2 separate regions of the Homo sapiens genome follow, and region 2 is linked to region 1. A link is a contact called in ENCODE Hi-C or POLR2A ChIA-PET data. All regions are on one chromosome and are shown on one strand. The core of a region is the stretch at or near the end of the contact, and the rest is flanking DNA. Distances in the headings are between cores, read along the strand shown. Region 1 overlaps PPP3R1 (protein phosphatase 3 regulatory subunit B, alpha). Region 2 holds the start of C1D (C1D nuclear receptor corepressor).

The links. A loop is a pair of places that touch in the nucleus more often than their neighbours do. ChIA-PET counts read pairs that join two places held with the same protein, here RNA polymerase II (POLR2A). Pooled maps may share reads with other maps.
Region 2: a pooled map shows a loop between it and region 1 (2.9-fold over the local background). The contact joins the promoter of C1D here to the enhancer-like site in region 1. A Hi-C loop is called at or near these places in 5 of 50 pooled maps. POLR2A ChIA-PET finds 5 or more read pairs at or near these places in 2 of 52 experiments (PC-9 and activated T-cell).

What each region holds. Positions count from the first base shown.
Region 1 is chr2:68,201,429-68,206,297 of GRCh38, reverse strand. All of the region lies in intron 2 of PPP3R1 (protein phosphatase 3 regulatory subunit B, alpha), which reads left to right. Among named protein-coding and RNA genes, the nearest start is that of PNO1, 46 kb to the right of the region's middle. RefSeq lists an enhancer at 230-730. Within about 2 kb of position 2,602, at least 4 of the 41 ENCODE cell types and tissues checked have a DNase peak (open chromatin) inside an H3K27ac peak, as active enhancers do.
Region 2 is chr2:68,060,249-68,065,117 of GRCh38, reverse strand. It overlaps C1D (C1D nuclear receptor corepressor), which reads left to right and starts at 2,114. Exons shown (of 5, transcript NM_173177.3): 1 at 2,114-2,160. RefSeq lists enhancers at 1,763-2,263, 2,016-2,425, 1,347-2,546.

The DNA of each region.
Region 1 (4,869 bases), core at 1,353-3,852:
TGATCTTGTGCTATCTCATCTCTAGGATCTTACTTTGTTAAGTTTCTCTTTATTTTCCCATATGTCTTCAGCTTCTTCCTCTCTTCAGTTTATAACACAGTCGACTTCTCTTTGATTTTGATCCTGCATGTACCTGGAAGTTTCTCTCTGTTCTTTCACGTATTTGAACCTTTTAAGAGCCGCCGGGCGCGGTGGCTCACGCCTGTAATCCCAGCACTTTGGGAGGCCGAGGCGGGCGGATCACCTGAGGTCCGGAGTTCAAGACCAGCCTGACCAACATGGAGAAACCCCGTCTCTACTAAAAATACAAAATTAGCCGAGTGTGGTGGCGCATCCCTAAATCCCAGCTACTCAGGTGGCTGAGGCAGGAGAATGGCTTGAACCCAGGAGGTGGAGGTTGCTGTGAGCCGAGATCGCGCCATTGCACTCCAGCCTGGGCAACAAGAGCGAAACCCCCTCTCAAAAAAAAAAGAAGAGCCTACACAATCACCTTTATTTCCTTATTTCTGCTAATTTCTTGGTCTACTGCAATCTGGCTTTCGGCTGCTATAACTCCACGGACACTGCTATCAAGGTCATCTTCATTTTATCAACACATTGTCTAATTGCCACATCTGGATTGATTTAAAAAATCTACAAAATCACTTGTGACCTTTGGGGAAATTTGAACACTGATTATTTGATACCAAATAATTAATTTTTAGGTGTGATAATGTTATGATGTGTTAAAGAGTTTTTATCTTTTAGAGATAATACTGTTTAGGCTAGGTGCAGTGGCTCACCCCTGTAATCCCAGCACTTTGGGAGGCCGAGGTGGGTGGATCACCTGAGTTCGAGACCAGCCTGACTGACATGGTGAAACCCCATCTCTACTAAAAATGTAAAAAGTTAGCAGGGCATGGTGGTGCATGCCTGTAAACCCAGCTACTTGGGAGGCTGAGGCAGGAGAATTGCTTGAACCCGGGAGGCAGAGGTGGCAGTGAGCTGAGATTGCGCCATTGCACTGCAGCCTGGGCAACGAGTGAAACGCCGTTTCAAAAAAAAAAAAAAAAAAAGATAATACTGATTACTTACAAGGAAATGATATGTCTGGGATTTGCTCTGAAATAACTGGGGTGGGATATAGATAACATTTTTCTTATGTTTAATGGTTGAAACTGGATGATGAGCATATAGAATTCATTATACTCTTTTTTCAAACTTTGTGTGTGTTTGAAATTTTCTATTATTGAAAAGTTGGGGCTTTTTAAATAAATGGAAAAGGGGAGAAGGAAGTAACCAAGAATAAAATCAATAAGAAATAATTATTTAATTACAATTCAGAATGGCATGCAGACTGTAAACTTTAATAATAAGTGGCTGTTCAAACTAATTTTCACCAGTAAAAGAATTGGGACTTTGACAGTGGAAGCATAATGCCTGGCATAAAGCAGATGCTGAGTAAATAATTGGTTGACTGAATTAGCTAGCAAGAGCTCAGAGCTGGATTACATAGACAACTCGTTGGATAATTTTAAAGGCTGTATACCTTTGGGAAAACCTGGTAGTTACTAGTCACCCCATTTGTTTTCATAAATAATAACAATCCATAATGGTATGGTGCTTACCATGTCCCAGGAATTATTCTAAGCGTTTTACATACATTAATTCTTTTAATTCTCATATTAGCCTCAGGAGAGGGGCACAATTACTTTCCCCATTGTACAGATGAGGAAATAGAAGCAAAGAGACTTTAAATAACTGGCTTAAGTCACACAGCAGGTGAAGTAACAAAGCCATGATTTGATCTTAGGCCATCATGTTTCATAGTCAATATTTTTAATCATAGTATTATATAGTCTGTCTTCAGTAAATCTTACAAAATTAATGTTATAATTGTCTACATGAATAATTCTAGGCAAGACTAGATTTGTCTAAGACATAGGTATTCTGATATATATATATCAGAATATATATATATAGTGTGTGTGTGTATATATATGTATATGTCATTCAATTCAGTGTTGGATTTTTATTGAATTTATTCTAGGCCGTTGTGACTTTATTTCTGTCTGTTGGCTAACCTCTCTGGACTAGGAAATGTATACTCTGTTGAGGTGATTTGCTCAAAGTGGAAGCCTTAGTTCTAACTTGGCATGATAACTTTGGAAAAGTGACTGAGTGCAAGATACTACCTTAGATAATTTAAGCAGAAGACTAGATTGGGGCACAATTGAAAGTAAGAGTGGAAAATCAGATTCAGCTAATTTTTGATAAAGCCAGTGTAATTCTGAGTGGTTTAGATAAAATTAGTAAACACAAGGGCTGTTTTGTAGACTAAATGTAGGTGAAAGATTAAATCTTTTATCTAAAAAGATGTCTCATCTCTCTTTTGTTAGAAGGTCCCCTAAGAAGAGCTTGGCAGACTCTGAAGGAACCTCTCCTTTTGCATAATGAACTGCCAGTAGAAACCCTTCTAGCCGTTAGAACGCTGTTTCTGTTTTTAGTAAACAGTTTCACATTCAGGCAGTTTTGTTTCTGGTTTGAGTATTTACAGGTGATGTGAAAGTTTAAGGATAATAACTTTGCTGTTAATGTCTGCTCTTAATCACATTCGTCTCAGGGAGGTTTGCTGTTTTGAAAACAGTGTTTTCAGAGAAAAAGGTTATCTGTAGTTAATTTGATTTCCTCTTTCATTTCAGCATTTTTTTTTTTTTGAGACAGAGTTTCTTTCTTGTTGCCCAGGCTGGAGTGCAATGGCGCGATCTCGGCACACTGCAACCTCTGCCTCCTGGGTTCAAGCTATTCACCTGCCTCAGCCTCCCGAGTAGCTGGGATTACAAGCATGTGCCACCACACCTGGTTAATTTTGTATTTGTATTAGAGACAAGGTTTCACCATGTTGGTCAGGCTGGTGTTGAACTCCTGACCTCAGGTGATCCACCCGCCTTGGCCTCCCAAAGTGGTGGGATTACAGGTGTGAGCCACTGTGCCTGGCCCTAAAATGCCATTTATTGTTAAAACATTGTATGCCGTTAATTTTGAAATTGACTTGTGCAGTTGTTGCTTTACATTAACATCTTCATAAATTTATTATACAGTTAATGTTTCTTAGACAGTTTACCAGCTGTCATTTATCATTTACTTGGTAATTTAGTGATCTCAATTCTGATTTAATTCACCTAGTCACTGAGAATTACTTATGCTTTGCTTGCTCTCAGTAAAGCATTAGAATTAAGTAATGACGAGAAGAACAAAGGATTTTCTTAAGTATAGTACATGAACTTAAATAGTTTGGGTTACCTTGTTTTAGTGTTACAGACGGTTTTTAATAATCCCTGGATTCAAATTAGCCGGGTATGGTGGTGGGTGCCTGTAGTCCCAGCTACTCGGGAGGCTGAGGCAGGAGAATGGCGTGAACCTGGGAGGCGAAGCTTGCAGTGAGCTGAGATCATGCCACTGCACTCCAGCCTGGGCGACAGAGCGAGACTCCGTCTCAAAAAAAAAAAAAAAAAAAAAAAAAAAATTCCCTGAACTCTCTAGTATATATTAAATATTTCAAGTTTTTAAACAAGTAGTCTCAAGTAAAGGACTGGCCGGGCACAGTGGCTTACACCTGTAATCCCAGCACTTTGGGAGACCGAGGCAAGTGGATCACCTGAGGTCGGGAGTTCGTGACCAGCCTGGCCAACATGGTGAAACCTCGTCTCTACTAAAAATAGAAAAATTAGCCGGGCATGGTTGTGGGTGCCCGTAATCCCAGCTACTTGGAAGGCTGAGACAGGAGAATCACTTGAACCCAGGAGGCAGAGGTTGCAGTGAGCCGAGTCTGTGTCATTGCACTCCAGCGTGGGAGACAGAGCGAGACTCCATCTCAAAAAACAACAACAACAACAACAACAACAACAACAAAAAACGAAAAAAGAAAAGGAAGGACTGGCTTTATTTGCTTTATCCACACTGTCAAATTTTGGTATTGTGGCAGCACTAAGAAATTTGTAGTTTCGGTAATGAGGTTCATGACATATAGTAATCTCGTTATCTAGCACAAATTTGAGTAATTTGAAGAAATCAGTTACTTTAGCTAGTGAAAAAGTCTAGCTATCTGCGTAACAAAAATAAAACTTCTTGAATCTTTCTCAGAATGTTAGAGCAAAAGATAAAAGATATGGAAAAATGTGCAAGGAAAGAATGATTTGGAGAACACAGAGTGATAGCGTCTGACTGAAAGAAATTTCAGGAGCTGTATTAGATAACATAGAAGGGGAAATAATCAGTGAAATAAAAGGAGAAATTTCTCTTTCTTGAAAAATTGAATCTTTTGTTTAAAAGCATTCTGATTGCCAAGATTAGATGAAAGAACATCTATGTTTAGTTTCAACTTTTGTAATTTTAAAATTTCAAGAGTAAAAAAACCCTAAAAGCCTCCAGACATAGAAGTTGTTACCTAAAAAGAATAGGAGTCCGCTGGCATTGGACTTCTTCACAGCAGCAGTAGTTGGTAGAAGGCAGTGGAGTAATACATTCAAAGTTCGGAGTTTCTAATCCAGAATTTGATAACAGCCAAATGATCACTCAAATGTGAGAACAAAAAAAGACATTTTCAGAAATTTAAGGACTTGGGAAGGTTAACTTAAACGAGTTCTTGAATATGTACCTAGCAAAATGAAATAGAAGTTCAAGAAAGAGGATGAAATGAGACCCCAGAAACGGAATTCCTAACTAACACACCAGTGAAAATCTCAGGATAACAACTATGCCATAGGCCTAGAAAGCAGTTGGTTCAAATTAGAACGAAATGGCAGAGTTGTCTGTGAAGAATGTCTTCAAGAAGAAAGTAAAAGCCGTTATATGAATTATGTGGTGGAATTTTTTAATGTTAAGATAAAA
Region 2 (4,869 bases), core at 865-3,364, 140 kb after region 1:
CTACTGAAGCTTGTGCATGCGTCACGTTCTTCTCGTGCCACGATTTTCAGTTCCATCAGTCATTTAAGGACTTCTCTACACTGTTTATTCTAGTTAGCCATTCGTCTAATCTTTTTTCAAGGTTTTTAGCTTCTTTGCAATGGGTTCAAACATCCTCCTTTAGCTCGGAGAAGTTTGTTATTACCAGTCGTCTGAAGCTTTCTTCTCTCAATTTGTCAAAGTCATTCTCTGTCCAGGTTTGTTCCATTGCTGGTGAGGAGCTGCATTCCTTTGGAGGAGAAGAGGCGCTCTGATTTTTAGAATTTTCGGCTTTTCTGCTCTGATTTATCCCCATCTTTGTGGTTTTATCTACCTTTGGTCTTTGATGATGGTGACGTACAGATGGGTTTTTGGTGTGGATGTCTTTTCTTTTTGTTAGTTTTCCTTCTAACAGTCAGGACCCTCAGCTGCAGGTCTGTTGGAGTTTGCTGAAGGTCCACTCTAGACCCTGTTTGCCTGGGTGTCACCATCGGAGGCTGCAGAACAGCAAATATTGCAGAATGGCAAATATTGCTGCCTGATCCTTCCTCTGGAAGCTTCATCTCAGAGGGGCACCCAGCTGTATGAGGTGTCAGTTGGCCCCTGCTGGGAGGTGTCTCCCAGTTAGGCTACTCGGGGGTCAGGGACCCACTTGAGGAGACAGTCTGTCCGTTCTCAGATCTCAAACTCCGTGCTGGGAGAAGCACTACTCTCTTCAAAGCTGTCAGACGGACATTTAAGTCTGCAGAACTTTCTGCTGCCTTTTGTTCAGCTATGCCTTGCCCCCAGAGGTGGGGTCTACAGAGGCAGGCAGGCCTCCTTGAGCTGCGATGGGCTCCACCCAGTTCAAGCTTCCTGGCCACTTTGTTTATCTACTTAAGCCTCAGCAATGGCAGACGCCCCTCCCCCAGCCTCGCTGCTGCCTTGCAGTTTGATCTCAGACTGCTGTGGTAGCAGTGAGCCAGGCTCCGTGGGCGTGGGACCCTCTGAGCCAGTCACGGGATATAATCTTCTGGTGTGCCGTTTGCTAAGACCGTTGGAAAAGCACAGTATTAGGATGGGAGTGTCCCAATTTTCCAGGTACCGTCTATCATGGCTTCCCTTTGCTAAGAAAGGGAATTCCCTGATCCCTTGTGCTTCCCGGGTGAGGTCATGCCTCGCCCTGCTCTGTGGGCTGCACCCAGTGTCTGAGAAGCCCCAGTGAGATGAACCCGGTACCTCAGTTGGAAATGCAGAAATCACCCATCTTCTGCGTTGCTCATGCTGGGAGCTGTAGACTGGAGCTGTTCCTATTCGGCCACTTTGGAACCTCCCCCAAAACTTTAAATATTACATACATGGTGCTTGTTCAAAATGCTTTTACATGCATTTAATATACGGACAACTGTTTCATGCATAACTTTTTATCAAATTACAGCCGTGGAATGACAAGTTACAAATGTTAAGACAATGCTCAATCGCTTATACTACACTTTCAATGAACAGTATGTACAGTTTCTGTTAATGCCTTTATTTTCTATTATGTTTGTTCTGATTGCATACATTGAAATGCAATTTTACATTTATTTGAAACTAATAAAAAATTTGGGCTTGTATTTTGCACATATTTTCCCCATTTTTCTACTAATTCATTTTTACTGTATTTTATAGAAGTACCTTTTACTGACAGATTGGAAAAATAAAGAACCCATTCTTCCCCACGGATAATCTAATAAAGAACCTGTTCTTCCCCACGGATAATCTGGGAAGCTGCTCTAAGAGGCTCATCTAGAGGCAGACAATAAAAGGGTAGAAAGAATGAGGGCCCTGAAAAAAGCTTCTGGGAAAGTAAAAACCCGAACAAAGTTTCGATAACTAAGATTTTTTTCCTGGTTAAATACACTCAACCTGTATTTGGGGTGAGTGTTAGCCGGGTACAAAGGTAGACAAAAGTTCCGAGTGCCGCCGCAATCGTCTCCCACAACATGGGTCTGAGCTACTCAAAATGAGATTTGCCTTTGGAGAAGAGTTAAGGAGCAGGGGGCGTGGCGAGCAGCGTGAGATCATCGGGAAGCGCCGCTCGTGGCGGGGGCAGAGCCGGCGCGTCATTGTCGTCATCGTTGCCCGACCGCTTTCCGGGAGACTGGAGTCGAAGGCCGTGAGGTATTTTTCTAAGGTGTAGTTTCAGTTTTTCTCCTGCTCCTGTTTAACTCCGCTTTTCCTCTCCTGGGATTCCCCTGTCATCCTCTGGGCAGACTGAGAAAATCGGAGTTTGGCTGCGTAGCCTTCCAGGAATGCAGTCTCTCACAGCTCTTCGTTGGGGCAGCATTGTTGGCAGGTCCCCCACTTCCGCTTGTTTTGGGGCTGCTTGCAGGCTTTGGCTTACCCCGGCCCCTCATTTCTCTCTTTTGCTCCGGTCTCTCTCTTTTTCTTCGTTTGTTAACCACCCCCTTCTCAAATCTTGGAAGACGAAGAAATTAAAAACAAAAATCAAAAAACATTGAAGTCTTCACAATTTTCAGCTGTTTTCAATCTTGCTTAGGGAGAGAGGCTAAAGTGGAACGTCTAGGGGAGTAACTTTACTGTGTTAGCTCCGTTTATCATTCACATTCACAGACTGCCTGCTGCTGCAGTATTAGCTCATCTGAGATAGTGGGCTAATTTCGACCTTTAGCTGAAATCTGTAGTGGGTAATCCAAGAGAGCAGTTTTTCTTGATGACCCGGATAAGTTCAGTGTAACTCAAACTTGTTTCAAAATAGCTTTAATGTCCTCAATGTTTGCTGACTACAGTTCAGTTTTGGCTTGATAAAGATGTATTTGTCGCAATGAGATGTTTGCTATCCACTTATTAACCTATTAGGACTGTCTGATGGTGGACTGAACCAAGACTTAACCGTGATTTTTTAAAAAATTAAATTTAAAAATTTTGTGGGTACATAGGTGTATATATTTATGGGGTACACGAGATGTTTTGATACAGGCATGCAATATGTAAGAATCACATGGAAAATGGGGTATCCATCCCTTCAGGCACTTATCCTTTGTGTTACAAACAATCCAGTTATACTTTTAGTTATTTAACTCTGTATTTTTGATTCAAAAACAACAGATTAGCCCTATTGAAGTACAGAGAAATGTTTGTGTTTGGTGGAAATGATAGAACTCATTGTTTTGTTGAAAGATAGTGACAAGTGTGAATAACGGTTTTTCAAAATAAAATTCTCAGTCAAAAGATACTACAGCTGCCTTCAGTTAGCTGTGTTGTATGTATCACAGTTCAAAAGTAATGTAATTTTTTTCTTAACTGCTTTTACCTTTTCAAATGGCTCTTCATATGTATTATCTCAGCTACTGTTTCCAAAGTTGACCCTTCAAGCATGGCTCTAAATAGTTCACATTGGATTAGAGTATTTGGTAATTTTCACTTTTAGTAAAATACTATCTAATGTATTGAGTGCTAACTGAGCCAGGCCCCGTTCTAATGGCTTTTATCTAGTTTATTTAATCTGTGCAACAACACTATATACTCTTATTTCAGAAATAAGATAATTGTAATAATCAACTTCCATATGTTTTGGAAGGTAATTTTGCTGCTTGATTGCTGTAATTTTGGAAATGCTTTGAATTAAACTTTGAATAGAAGTGAATTTAATTTAATGTAATTGTTCATCTCAATCTTGAGCAATATCCTCGTAATTTATATACTCTCCTATTAGACTTTGGGATAAATTTATTTTTAGATGTTAATATATTTTTTAGAAAAGGAAGAAGTCTATATTTACTCAGGAATTGTACTGTGGGACTGAAGGAGAGTTACAGACAACACTAACATGGAGTCACTGTTTGCCCAAGACAGCAATATTTATTGAGAACTTGTGTGTACATTTCATTGTTATTTTCTCCTAAGATAATGCAGTGCGAAAAAGTCATTACAGTAATTCATTACAGTAATAGAATTCTGGTGCAACAACAGCAAATGGCTCTCAAATTCCAAAAAACAATCATGTTGGATTTGTTCTTTGGCTTAGTTCATAACTGTGTATAATTATTTGGTGTAGAGATGGGAAGAGCCCTGGAATGTACATTATCGTATGTTTGTTTGGATCCATGTGGTGACTTTCTAGTATCTGTAAGCTCAAACTGTAATCTGATATTAAGAGTTTCCAAAATTACGTCTTAGGTTACTTTGATTGGTTTTAGTTAGTAAACAAATAGTTGCTAACTAACTAATACATGACAAGACATTATGTTAGTGATGTGGAGTTCAAAATGTGCCTCGACATGAATCTTCCCTTGAGCAATAGCCCAGTGAGTAAATAACCAATGGAAAGGTAGGAGGAGAGGAGTGACATGATCTGACTTAGGTTTGTTTTATTTTATTTTATTTTACTTTATTGTCTTTTGTTTTCTTTTGTTTCCTTTCCTGCCCTGCTCTGCCCTTGCCCGCCCTGCCCCACCCCATCTCGCCCCTCTTTTCTTTTGGAGTCTCACTCTGTTGCTCAGGCTGGAGTGCAGTGGCACAATCTCGGCTCACTGCAACCTCCGCCTCCTGGGTTCCAACGATTCTCCTGCCTCAGCCTCCGGAGTAGCTGGGATTACAGGCACCCGTCGCCATGCCCAGCTAATTTTTTGTGTTTTTAGTAGAGTTAGGGTTTCACCATGTTGGCCAGGCTGGTCTCGAACCCCTGACCTCAGGTGATCCGCCTGTCTCAGCCTTCTAAAGTGCTGGGATTACAGGCGTCAGTCACTGCGCCCAGCCTGACTCACGTTTTAATAGAATCTTCTCTGGCTGCTGTGTTTAAGAATAGTTTGCTGTGGGGTGGGGTAGGTGAAAACCAGGAGACTAATCACGGAGGTGTTGTAGTTCAGA